2 separate regions of the Homo sapiens genome follow, and region 1 is linked to region 2. The links are chromatin contacts, found by Hi-C or POLR2A ChIA-PET in ENCODE. All regions are on one chromosome and are shown on one strand. The core of a region is the stretch at or near the end of the contact, and the rest is flanking DNA. Distances in the headings are between cores, read along the strand shown. Region 1 holds the start of UQCC4 (ubiquinol-cytochrome c reductase complex assembly factor 4). Region 2 holds the start of CACNA1H (calcium voltage-gated channel subunit alpha1 H).

Evidence for each region. Hi-C counts contacts between places; a loop is a spot of excess contacts on that map. ChIA-PET counts read pairs that join two places held with the same protein, here RNA polymerase II (POLR2A). Pooled maps may share reads with other maps.
Region 1: a map of CD8-positive, alpha-beta T cell shows a loop between it and region 2 (8-fold over the local background). The contact joins the promoter of UQCC4 here to the promoter of CACNA1H in region 2. A Hi-C loop is called at or near these places in 1 of 168 maps with a recorded cell type or tissue (CD8-positive, alpha-beta T cell) and 3 of 50 pooled maps. POLR2A ChIA-PET finds 5 or more read pairs at or near these places in 1 of 52 experiments (activated CD4-positive, alpha-beta T cell).

What each region holds. Positions count from the first base shown.
Region 1 is chr16:1,419,169-1,424,735 of GRCh38, forward strand. It overlaps UQCC4 (ubiquinol-cytochrome c reductase complex assembly factor 4), which reads right to left and starts at 1,579. Exons shown (of 2, transcript NM_001272051.2): 1 at 1,524-1,579; 2 at 584-1,444. The coding sequence starts at 1,555. The coding sequence ends at 1,078. RefSeq lists enhancers at 870-1,725, 1,213-1,282, 1,293-1,342, 1,593-1,752, 1,726-2,579 and 1 more.
Region 2 is chr16:1,149,916-1,155,900 of GRCh38, forward strand. It overlaps CACNA1H (calcium voltage-gated channel subunit alpha1 H), which reads left to right and starts at 3,191. Exons shown (of 35, transcript NM_021098.3): 1 at 3,191-3,555; 2 at 3,805-4,121. The coding sequence starts at 3,823. RefSeq lists enhancers at 2,090-2,670, 4,045-4,812.

The DNA.
Region 1 (5,567 bases), core at 329-2,828, 270 kb after region 2:
TCTACTCAGAAAATGGTTGCCTTGCTTAAAAAGTTTTGCAGAAAACTGCAAAAGTTCCTCATTTCTGGTACTATTCGGTAATATATATGTAGGTTTCTTTCCTCAGTTCCCACTCTGGAAAAAAAAAAAAAAAGGAAAACGAAACTTTTTTTTTTTTTTTGAGACGGAGTCTCGCTTTGTCGTGCAGGCTGGAGTGCAGTGGCGCGATCTCGACTCACTGCAAGCTTCGCCTCCAGGGTTCACGCCATTCTCCTGCCTCAGCCTCCGGAGTAGCTGGGACTCCAGGGGCCCGCCACCACGCCCGGCTAATTTTTTGTATTTTTTAGTAGACACAGGGTTTCACCGTGTTGGCCAGGATGGTCTCGATCTCCTGACCTCGTGATCCGCCCGCCTCAGCCTCCCAAAGTGCTGGGATTACAGGCGTCAGCCACCGCGCCCGACCGGAAAAGGAAACTTTTAAAAATAGCTGCTGGTGCAACTAACTTACGTGCTCTGGTAAACAAGAAGAGATTAAAATAAAAAACAATAGCTGCCCAAATACCCCCTTTTTAAAAACTAGATGCAAAAAAAGGGAATCATCTAATCCCATATTATAAAATTAAAATTTATTTTCATTTGTTGTTGTGTAAAACTCACATGTGGAAGTGTTCCTTGCACAGGCCGCAGCATGCAATACAGTTTCACACTTCTGCCAGATATTCTATCTCAGAAAGCAAATTACCTGCAAACTAACACTGGATGACAAGTGTCACCAGAAGTGCTTTGGAAACATGATTATGTTATACAAAGACTTGGCAAATCCAACAGCATACAGTGCAACTGAAACCTTCCCCAAGGATCTGAGAAGTCTTGCCGATGGAATCCTTGGACATCAAGAGCCAGGCGAGGAGCAGTTTCCGATCTGCTGAGATTCTGCTCCGCCTTCACGCGAATCAGCATAGCCAAGTGCCCCATCCACCAGCCAAGTCCTTCAGTGCTGAGGACGCACGCATAGCCAGGACAGTCACGGGCAAACGTGACATCAAATCCGAAGGGCGGCTGTCGGCTCCCTTCCTGCCAGCCCCAGCGGGCACCCCGTCAAGTTCTCGCTCTGTAGGCAGCTGGAGTCTCAGGCTCCTCAGAACGATCACTGGGCTCTGGCACCTCTCCCCACACCTGTCTCAACCACTGGTCCGCCTCGCTCTCCTCCCTCAGGTAGCACCAGATGATCAGCGCCACGAGGAAGCAGCTGAGGGGCAGCACCTTCCACCAGGGCCGCTGATGTCCCTTTCCCATGGTATGGCCCACCGACCAGCGGTGAGGGTTGGCTTTGCTGGAGGAAAACTCAATGGGGCGGTCAGGGTCGTCCTCTTCCTCGGCGGCAGGGTGGGCCCGATCCCGGGAACCGGGCAACGGATGAAGGCTTCGGGAAGCCCAGCCTATGAGCCTCAGCGCCCGGACGGCCCTGGAAGAGAGAGAGCAGTAAGCGCTCCGCCCGCCCGCCGGTGTCTGCCCTCGGCCCTCCGAGACCTTGAGGAGCTCACCCGGCCGCCGGGGCACACAAGACACGATTCATTGCTGCCTTGACTCCTCGACTGACGCCTTGGCGCGCCGTGATAGCGTCACTTCCGTCGCCGGAAACCGGAAACCGGGCGCCATACCAGGCCTCCGCTCACGACTACAGAACGTGGTCCCAGTAGCGCAGCGGAAATGACGTTCGGCTGCGAAGAGCTCTTTCCGTCGCAGGCCCGGAGTGCGCGATGGCATGCCGGGAAATGTAGTTCTCCGTCCCTTTCGAATAGGACCGACACCCCGGTCCCTGGCCCCGAAGAGAGGCGGGCGCCGCGGGGGCGGACGTTGTCCTCAGAGAGTTGTCTGAGTTTGCCTCGGAGCAGTTCTGAACCGTCATGAAGGTGCGCGGGGCCTGGTTGGGGATCCGCGCCCTCAGCCCTGCCCGCCTGCCCTGGGCTGGGCGCCCGCACCTCTCTGCCGGCTTCCCCGAAGGCCGTGGCACCGCCCTATTTTTTTTTTTTTTTTTTTTCCGTTTAGTTCTTTTCGTGAGACAGGGACTCTCTCTGTCGCCCAGGCTGGAGTGCAGTGGCGCGATCTCACGTCACTGCGGCCTCTGAAACCGCCTTTGCAAAAATTATCACTGAGGAAATGACAGTGGAAGAGATGAGACCTAAGGGGCTCCGTCGTGCTTCCCACCCTTAAGCTGTCCTGGTTCATTCCTGGGCGTGGGCAGAGCTAACTTTGGGAAGGATTTCAGTTCATGGTTTCACTCTGAATCAAAGTCAACAGCCCTTTCCAGAAAAAACCCCCGTCTTGCCTGAAGACCAGTCTGCCTTTGCAGGACTAATAAATCAGCTGCAAAATTAGAAATTGGCCGGGCGCCGTGGCTCACGCCTGTAATCCCAGCACTTTGGGAGGCCGAGGCGGGCAGATCATGAGGTCAGGAGATCGAGACCATCCTGGCTAATACGATGAAACCCTGTCTCTACTAAAAATACAAAAAATTAGCCGGGCGTGGTGGCGGGCGCCTGTAGTCCCAGCTACTCGGGAGGCTGAGGCAGGAGAATCGCTTGAACCTGGGAGGCAGAGGTTGCAGTGAGCCGAGATGGAGCCACTGTACTCCAGCCTGGGCGACAGAGCGAGGCTCAGTCTGAAAAAAAAAAAGAGTCTGAACCTCCCCAAATTGCTCCTGGGGATAACATCACTATTGTAAAATCTAAGATCAGGCCGGGTGTGGTGGCTCACGCCTGTAATCCCAGCACTTTGGGAGGCCAAGTCGGGTGGATCACGAGGTCAGGAGTTTGAGACCAGCCTGGCCAGTATGGTGAAACCCTGTCTCTACTAAAAATACAAAAAGTAGCCTGGGGTGGTGGCGCTCGCTTGTAGTTCCAGCTACTTGGGAAGCTGAAGGAGAAGAATCGCTTGTACCCTGGAGGTGGAAGTTGCAGTGAGCCAAGATCATGCCATTGTGCTCCAGCCTGGGTGACGGAGCAAGACTCTGTCTCAAAAAGCACAACAACAACAAAAACCTAAGCTCAAAGATCAGTGCCTGAAATATTTAGCAGAGCGTGCACTGGATGGATCAGCTGGTACCACCCAGACCGGTCATCTGGCCCAACCGGTTCTGCCATGCCCGCCAGGAACAGAAGAGTCTGAACGTGAGTCCATCTCCAACCTGACCAACCAGCACTCCCCACTTCCCAAGCCTCTACCCTCCAAATTATCTTTAAAAATTCCTATCCCCAAATGCTCCGGCTGACTGATTTGAGTAATAATAGAACTCCTGTGTCCCGCACAGCCAGCTCTGCGTGAATTACTCCTTCTCTATTGCACTCCCCCTGTCTTGATAAATTGGCTCTCTCTAGGCAGCAGGCAAGTTGAACCCATTCGGCACTTAGACCTCTGCCTCCCGGGCTCAAGTGATTCTCCCACCTCAGCTTCCTGACTGGCTGGGACCACAGGCGCCCACCACCAAGCCTGGCTAATTTTTGTATTTTTAGTAGAGACGGGGTTTCACCATGTTAGCCAGGCTAGTCTCGAACTCCTGACCTCAGGTGATCCGCCGGCCTTGGCTTCTAAAAGTGCTGGGATTATAGGCGTGAGCCACCACGCCCAGCCTTTATTTATTTACTTATTTATTTATTGAGGAGGAGTTTCATTCTCATCGCCAGGGTTGGAGTGCAATGGTGGGATCTAGGCTCACTGCAACTTCTGCCTCCCGGGTTCAAGCGATTCTCCGGCCTCAGCCTCCCAAGTAGCTGGGATTACATGTGGGCACCACCACACCCAACTAATTTTTTTGTGTTTTTAGTAGAGATGGGTTTTCCCCATGTTGGCCAGGCTGGTCTCAAACTCCTGACCTCAGGTGATCTGCCCACCTTGGCCTCCCAACGTGCTGGGAGGTGAGCCACTGCACTCCGCTAATTTTTTTGTATTTTTAGTAAAGACGGGGTTTCGCCATATTGCCCAGGCTGGCCTCGAACTCCTGGCATCAAGTGATCCACCCACCTCAGCCTCTCAGAGTGCTGGGATTATAGGCGTGAGCCACCATGCCCCTCTCTGTTTTAGGAGAGACTCTAATTCCCCTAAGTTGGGCCTCTACCCTACTCCCGTTCTTTATTTTTTATTTTATGTTTTTGAGACGGAGTCTTGCTCTGTCGCCCAGGCTGGAGTGCAGTGGCGCGATCTCAGCTCACTGTAAGCTCCACTTCCCGGGTTCATGCCATTCTCCTGCCTCAGCCTCCCGAGTAGTGGGACCACAGGTGCCTGCCACCACGCCTGGCTAATTTTTTTTGTATTTTTCAGTAGCGACGGGGTTTCACCGTGTTAGCCAGGCTAATTTTTTTTGTATTTTTTAGTAGCGACGGGGTTTCACCGTGTTAGCCAGGATGGTCTCGATCTCCTGACCTTGTGATCCGCCCACCTCGGCCTCCCAACGTGCTGGGATTACAGGTGTGAGCCACTGTGCCCCGGCCCCACTCCCATTCTTTACCGGAGACCTGCCACTTACCCAGAGTCGTCCAATCAGGGCTGCAGAGTCTTCTATTTCCTTTGGGTCTGGGGTCCCCTGAGTATTGTCCCTTCAGGGTTCACCAGAAAGATGTTACAGGACCCCAACACTTTCCCAAAGTTAGCCTTTGGGAAGGGGGCTTCCACACGACAGTCTCTTCTGTGGTTCCCCAGAAATATGTTACAGGAAAGGGGTCCTGATCCAGACCCCAAGAGAGGGTTCTTGGATCTCACGCAAGAAAGAAGTCACGTCAAGTCCATAGAGTAAAGTGAAAGCAAGTTTATTAGGCAAGTAAAGGAGTAAAAGAATGGCTACTCCAGGGCATGGTGGTGCGCGCCTGTAATCCCAGCTACTCCGGAGGCTGAGGCAGGAGAATCACTTGAACCTGGGAGGCGGAGGTTGCAGTGAGCCTAGATCGCACCATTAAACTCCAGCCTGGGCAACTCCATCTCAAAAAAAAAAAAAAAAAAGAATGGCTACTCCATAGACAGAGCAGCCTCACCAGTGCCTGAAAAGCCCGAACCTTGGCGCCTTTGGGGAGACTGATGTGTGTAATGACTCGTCTCCTGAGTGGCGGGGCCTGCCTCAAGTCAATTAAAGTCTTTCTTTACTGCAATGCTGTGGTCTCAGTGAATTGATTTTGTCTGTGCAGCAGGCGGGACGAAACCTTCCGGCGGCTGCATTAACCCCTCACCATGAAGGCTTGACAAGGAGCACCCCAAAGCAACGGGACCCCCCCGTTTTTTGTTTGAGACAAAGTCTTGTTCAAAAGACCAGGCTGGAGTGCAGAGGCGCCGTCATAGCTCACTGCAGCCTCGACCTCCTGGGCTCCCACCATCCTCCCACCTCAGCCTCTCAAGTAGCTGGGACTACAGGTGGGTGCCGTCATGCCTGGGTAATTTTTTTTTTTTTTGAGATGGAGTCTTGCTCTGTTGCCCAGGCTGGAGTGCAGTGGCGCAATCTGGGCTCACTGCAAGCTCTGCCTCCTGGGTTCAAGTGATTCTTCCTGCCTCAGCCTCCCAAGTAGCTGGGATTACAGGCACCCACCACCATGCCCAGCTAATTT
Region 2 (5,985 bases), core at 1,941-4,440:
TCACTGGACCGTCTGCCGTTTATGTCCTTTCTCGGTGGAGGCCCTCACGTCGCGTTGAGGTGGTCCCCGCTCCGGCTGCGTGAACGCGGCCTCAGCTGCCTCATCTTCCGGCAGATGGATGTTCAGAGCAGGGAGCATCCATGTTCCAGGCGTGCGGGCACCTGTCCCGCCGGACGTGGAGCGTGCAAGTCAGTGGGCAGCAGCCCAGGGGACACAGAGCCCCCAAGGACAAGGTGGGCACGCCATCCGATGGGCTGGAGTGAACGGAAAGCGGTGGGAGGCAGCCTCCGTCCCAGACCTTGAGCTGGAAAATGCCCGCCCGGGTGCTGGAGAGGCTCCAACTGGTCTGCAAATTGTCCGTGGGATGCCTGGCGACTGCACGCTTTCTCAGATTACAGACACTTTCTTTAAAAAAAATCTGTGGGCCGGGCGCGGTGACTTACGCCTGTAATCCCCATACTTTCAGAGTCTGAGGCAGGCGGATCACGAGGTCAGGAGTTCAAGACCAGCCTGGCCAACATGGCAAAACCCCGTCTCTTCTAAAAATATGAAAATTAGCTGGGCATGGTAATTACATGCCTGTAATCCCAGCTACACGGGAGGCTGAGGCAGGAGAATCGCTTGAACTGACACCAGGAGGCGGAGTTTGCAGTGAGCCGAGATCACGCCACTACACTCCAGCCTGTGATACAGAGCGAAACTATGTCTCAAAAAAAAAAAAAAAAAAAAGTCTGTTATAGAAGTCCGTGGTCTTTTTCCCTTCTGCCGACATCTGGAGGACAGAGTGTGGCCGGGAGGGCAACAGCTGCTGTGTTCAGAATTCCAAGATGCTTCCCAGGCGCCCTCTGGGTCTTCCCGCTCCCCGGCTCCCTCCGGCCTGCCACAGGGCCTTTGCATGGGCTGCCGTTGCTGCTGGAAAGAGCCTCTGCTCCTCTTCCGGCTGCCGGCTTGTCCTCACAGAGGCCCCGCCCTCGTCTATCTGGGCGCCCCCTGGCACTTAGTTTGGAAACTGTTTTCTCCTCCCCATAAGACGGAAGCTGCAGGCATGAGAACCGGGTCTGTCTGGTCACAGCCAAGGCACCTCCACCCTCCAACCGGGCCCCGCGCACTGTCCACCCTCAACTACCATTTGTCCAGCAAATCAACGACAGCCCCCAGCTAGAATCTGGAGCTTCAGTCTGTGGCTTTGCCTTAGCTTTAATTAATTAATTAATTAACTTATTATTTTTTTGAGGCAGAGTCCACTCTGTCACCCAGGCTGGAGTGCAGTGGCGTGATCTCGGCTCACTGCAACCTCTGCCTCCTGGGTTCAAGTGATTCTCCTCCCTCAGCATCCCGAGTAGCGGGGATTACAGGCATATGTCACCATGCCTGGCTAATTTTTGTATTTTAGTAGAGACGGGATTTCACCATGTTGGTCAGGCTGGTCTCGAACTCCTGACCTCAAGTGATCCACACACCTCGGCCTCCCAAAGTGCTGGGATTACAGGCGTGAGCCACTGCACCTGGCCCACCCTAACTTTTAACGAGCAGGGTGTTGATAAAAAGATCAGAGGTTCCAAGTGCCCTCTGGACCGGACTCCGATTCAGCGTTTGTGTCTCCCCACCTGCTCCAGCCTCCCTCCACGGATGTGTCCAAAGCACGGGGCTCTCCTAGGTCCTGCTCCTCTGTGGCTGGAACCTTAATTGGACCTTTGAAGGCCTAATTCACCAGCTGTGGCCCTCCATCGCTGAGTAGTTGCATTAAAATAGACTGAATGTTTTCCTTTTCTTGAAAGTTCCCGTATACAGGAGGAGGTGCTGCTGAAAGGACCTGTACCCCAGCCAGGCCCCCACACTCCTGCCTTCCAGTTCCTCGGCCCACCCCAGGTGCTGTGTGTCCTTCCGGGCCCCAGCTGGGCAGGGCCTCTTCTTCACCCTGCACGATGTGGCCCACCCGGGGGAGGTCCTGCTTCTCTGCTGCTCACCCGCAGGTGGGAAGCCACAGCCGCCCCACAGCCTCTCCGGGTCTGGGGTCTCAGGGTGCGCCCTGGAGCAGGGCCTCTTTGTCTGGAGGGAGAAGGGGTCTCTCCCACTACCAGGGGCCCCTTGTTGGCGGGCGTGCTGAGGTGCACACCTGGGAGCTCAAGCTCCCTGGTGCACAAAGCAGTGGTCCCAGAAGCAAAACCACCCTTCCAGCCTGGAGGGGTGCCCTGGGGGGAGTCAGGAGCCTGGGCACCTGCCCCCACCTGCTGGCACCTCGAGGTGCGGCCAGCCCTCCCTGGGACAAGGGCCTGGCCATCCCCAATGTCTGAAGGGTCCACCCCTTCCCGACCAAACCACTTGCTCTGAGGGTCCAGGGGAAGGCCCTTCTGCTGGCCTGGCTGAAGGAGCAGCTGCTGGCAGGGGGAAGGGGCCTGCACTTCTCCTCGGGGGCCCCTGGGTGAGTCTCGCTGAGGCAGCGGGGTTGGAGGATGCAGGAGCACCAGGCTGCCGTCCCCAGGGTCCCCCAGATCCCCACGCGGGAGGGGACCGGAGACGAGGACAAGTTCGCGGAAACTGCCCGTGCGTGTCGGGGAGAGATGCGAGTGCAGGAGCGCCCAGCCGTAAAGCACACCCCCGCCCGCCCCCGCGCCCCATCACACACGCGCGCGCGGGCACACCCGGGACACACACGCGGCGGGGAAGGGGCACGCAGCCTCTCGCCTTCCACGCCCGCCCGGTCCCCGCCCCTCCGCCGACCCGGGCCCGCGTCGTAGTGGGGGTGGGGGTGGGGGCGGCGGCGGCGCGCGCGGCAGCGCGAAGGGGGAGGGGGAGCCGGAGCGGGAGGGGGAGGGGCGCGGCATCGGCGGCTCGGCCGCCCCCGCAGTTGGGGGCAGGGAAGGACGTAGGTGCTCCCCCTCCCACCCCGCCGGAGCCTCCCGCGAGCGCCCCCTGGTGCACCCCACGCCCGGCATTGTTGGGGAGCACGAAAAGCGGGGAGCCCAGTGCGGGGGCGTGGAGGGGGCGCGGGCGGGGTCCAACTTCCCGCACCCGGGGGGGGGCGGGGCGCCGGGCGGCGACAGGGAGGGGTCGCTCGGGCGCGCGCGTCTCGGGCCGGGGGCGGATCCTCCCCAGTACCCCCCCGCCCGCCCCGCCCCCGGCCCCGCCCCGGCCACGCTGGCCCCGCCCCGGTCGCGCCGGCCCCGCCCCGCCCCGCCCCCCGCCGCTCAGCCCGAAGTTTCCTGCGCCGCGCGCGGACGGGCTCGAGGCTCGCTCGCTGCCTCACCGGTCCCCGGCCCGCGCCCCGCGCCCCGCGCCCCGCGCCCCGGCCTCACCCGTCCGCTCAGCGGCCTCCACGCCGCGCCGAGGCCGCCGCCGTCGCCTCCGCCGGGCGAGCCGGAGCCGGAGTCGAGCCGCGGCCGGGAGCCGGGCGGGCTGGGGACGCGGGCCGGGGGCGGAGGCGCTGGGGGCCGGGGCCGGGGCCGGGGGCGGAGGCGCTGGGGGCCGGGGCCGGGGCCGGGCGCCGAGCGGGGTCCGCGGTGACCGCGCCGCCCGGGCGATGCCCGCGGGGACGCCGCCGGCCAGCAGAGCGAGGTGAGACGCGGCGAGGACGCGCGCCCGGGACCCTCTTCAACTTGCGCGAAGCGGGCCGGGGAGCCCCTCGGGGTGGGGGTGGGGCCGCTGGAGGGAGGGAGGGGGCGGGCGGGGGCGGGGGGCGCGTTTGTCTCTAATAAGAAAAGACAAAGACATCCCGGCGGCCGCGGCTGTTCCCGCAGCTCCGCGCCGCGGGAGGCAGGGCGGGGGCGTCGCCACCGGCCCCGGGTCACCCCCTGTCCTCTGCAGGTGCTGCCGGCCGCCACCATGACCGAGGGCGCACGGGCCGCCGACGAGGTCCGGGTGCCCCTGGGCGCGCCGCCCCCTGGCCCTGCGGCGTTGGTGGGGGCGTCCCCGGAGAGCCCCGGGGCGCCGGGACGCGAGGCGGAGCGGGGGTCCGAGCTCGGCGTGTCACCCTCCGAGAGCCCGGCGGCCGAGCGCGGCGCGGAGCTGGGTGCCGACGAGGAGCAGCGCGTCCCGTACCCGGCCTTGGCGGCCACGGTCTTCTTCTGCCTCGGTCAGACCACGCGGCCGCGCAGCTGGTGCCTCCGGCTGGTCTGCAACCCATATCCTTCCCGGCCGGCGGGGGGCGGGGGGCGGGGGGCGTGGGGAGGGTGGGGGCCCGGGGCGCGGGACTCCCTCGGCATGCGCCCCCGCGCGCCCCTGTTGGTGGGACCTGGCGTGGGCCGGGCGCGCGGGGGTGCAGGGCAGGGGCTGGAGGACCGCGCTCTAATTTCTGAGAGTGGCGGGCTTGGGGGGCCACCGGGCGCCTCCGGACTCCCTTCCCCAGGGCCGGCTCCGGACGGAGAAGGTGGAAGCGAAGCGGTGAGGCCCCCGCGGGCTTGGAGGGGAGAGGAGTCGGGGAGGGAGGGAAGGTCCTAACTCCTCGCGGCCCCAAGGGTGTTGGCCAGGACGGGAATTTCCCCCTTGCCCACCCCTCACTGTCTGAAGGTCCTGCCCGAGGCAGGCCCCTCGCGGGGGAGGGGGAGGCCAGAGGAGCTGGAGTCAGGGGCGCAAAGTTTTCAGCCGGCGCCTGGTGGTTCCGAGTGCGTGGGGAGACCCGTGGGGCCTGTGAGCGCCGCCAGGGCCTTTTCCGTGGAGAGAGGCGGTGACGTTGGTTGTGAACTCGCTTTTTCTGGCTGAACTCGGTGGCGGGGCTGACTTAAGTCATGCGCAGCTGAAGGGTAGGGGGCAGGGAGGCAATTGGCACTGCCAAGGGGGAGTCTCATCTCCCCAGCCCCTTCCCTGGCTGGAGAGGAAGAGGCAGCCTCTTCTACTCTCGGCCAGAGCGGCACAGACTGCAGAGAAGGTTCCAGAACAGAGTTGGGTCAGGGCCAGGGGCATTTGTGGGATGTACACGGAGGTCCAGGGGGCCCCCCAGCAGGTGGCCTTGGGGGCGGGTCTCCGCGTGCCCTGAGAAGGGCCTTGCGTGGTGCCTGTGTCAGGGCCGGGTCTCCCCACCGGCCCTTCTGAGCCGGCAGCTGGGGTGGCCAGGCCGTGGCTTCTGCTCCGGGCCTGGGGACGGGTGGAGAGACCCTGCCCGCAGACGTCCCCCGTCGGAGGTGGGGAGACAGGCTGGCAGCAGGAGCGGCCTGTGTACACTTCCCTACCTTGTGTGTTTAACTGTACAAATATTAAACACGAAAGAGGAATCTGTACAAAAAAAGTCATAAAGCCCGTGTTTCTCCTTTCTCAAATCCAAACATCGAGTGAGTCAGACTCATCTCTGCTTGTAGAGGAAGAGGAGGCTGCTGTGGTCCCGGGGGCAGCCGGCCCCGGCCAGAGGGCTGCCTCGGAGCCCCACACCCGCTGCCCGGGCGGCCTAGGCCTCTGTAGCCTCAGGGTGGTGTCTGCGAGTAGGTGGGTGTCCCCGGGAGCCGAGGTGCAGGCCCGGCCTTGAAGAGCGGTTGTAGGTTTGTCTCCTCTCTAGAACCAAGGCGGGAGGTGGTCATGCCCCTTTGTTCTGGTAGGAGGTGACTGGGTGTGGGGTTAGTCCGGCGGTGCCAGCAGGCCATGGGGAAGGGTCTGGAAGGGACTGCATGGGTTGGAATGGGAGGCTGGCCCCGAGCCAAGGCCTGCGTTCCTTGTTTCCCAACGTGTGCAGACCGGAGAAGGGAAAGAGTTGAGCAAGCCTGGACTCTCTCCTCACAGCCCCGGGCCTGGCTGCCCCATCCCCAAGCAGGGCATGGACTCTCTTCACAGCCCCGGGCCTGGCTGTCCTGTCCCCTCTCGGCTGAGAGAGTTTTGGAGCCTGGCCCCGGTGTTCTGGGCTGGCTGTGTGTCTCAGGACTTCCAAGGAGGTTGTTTGCGTTGCTGTGTGCAGGGAAGGTGTTGGCTGGGTGGCCTCATGCAGGTGGGATGAGCTCTCCAGGGGGAGAGGAGGGCTGGGGCCAGCGGCATCACGTGACCCAAGCGCTGTCCCCCGGTGTC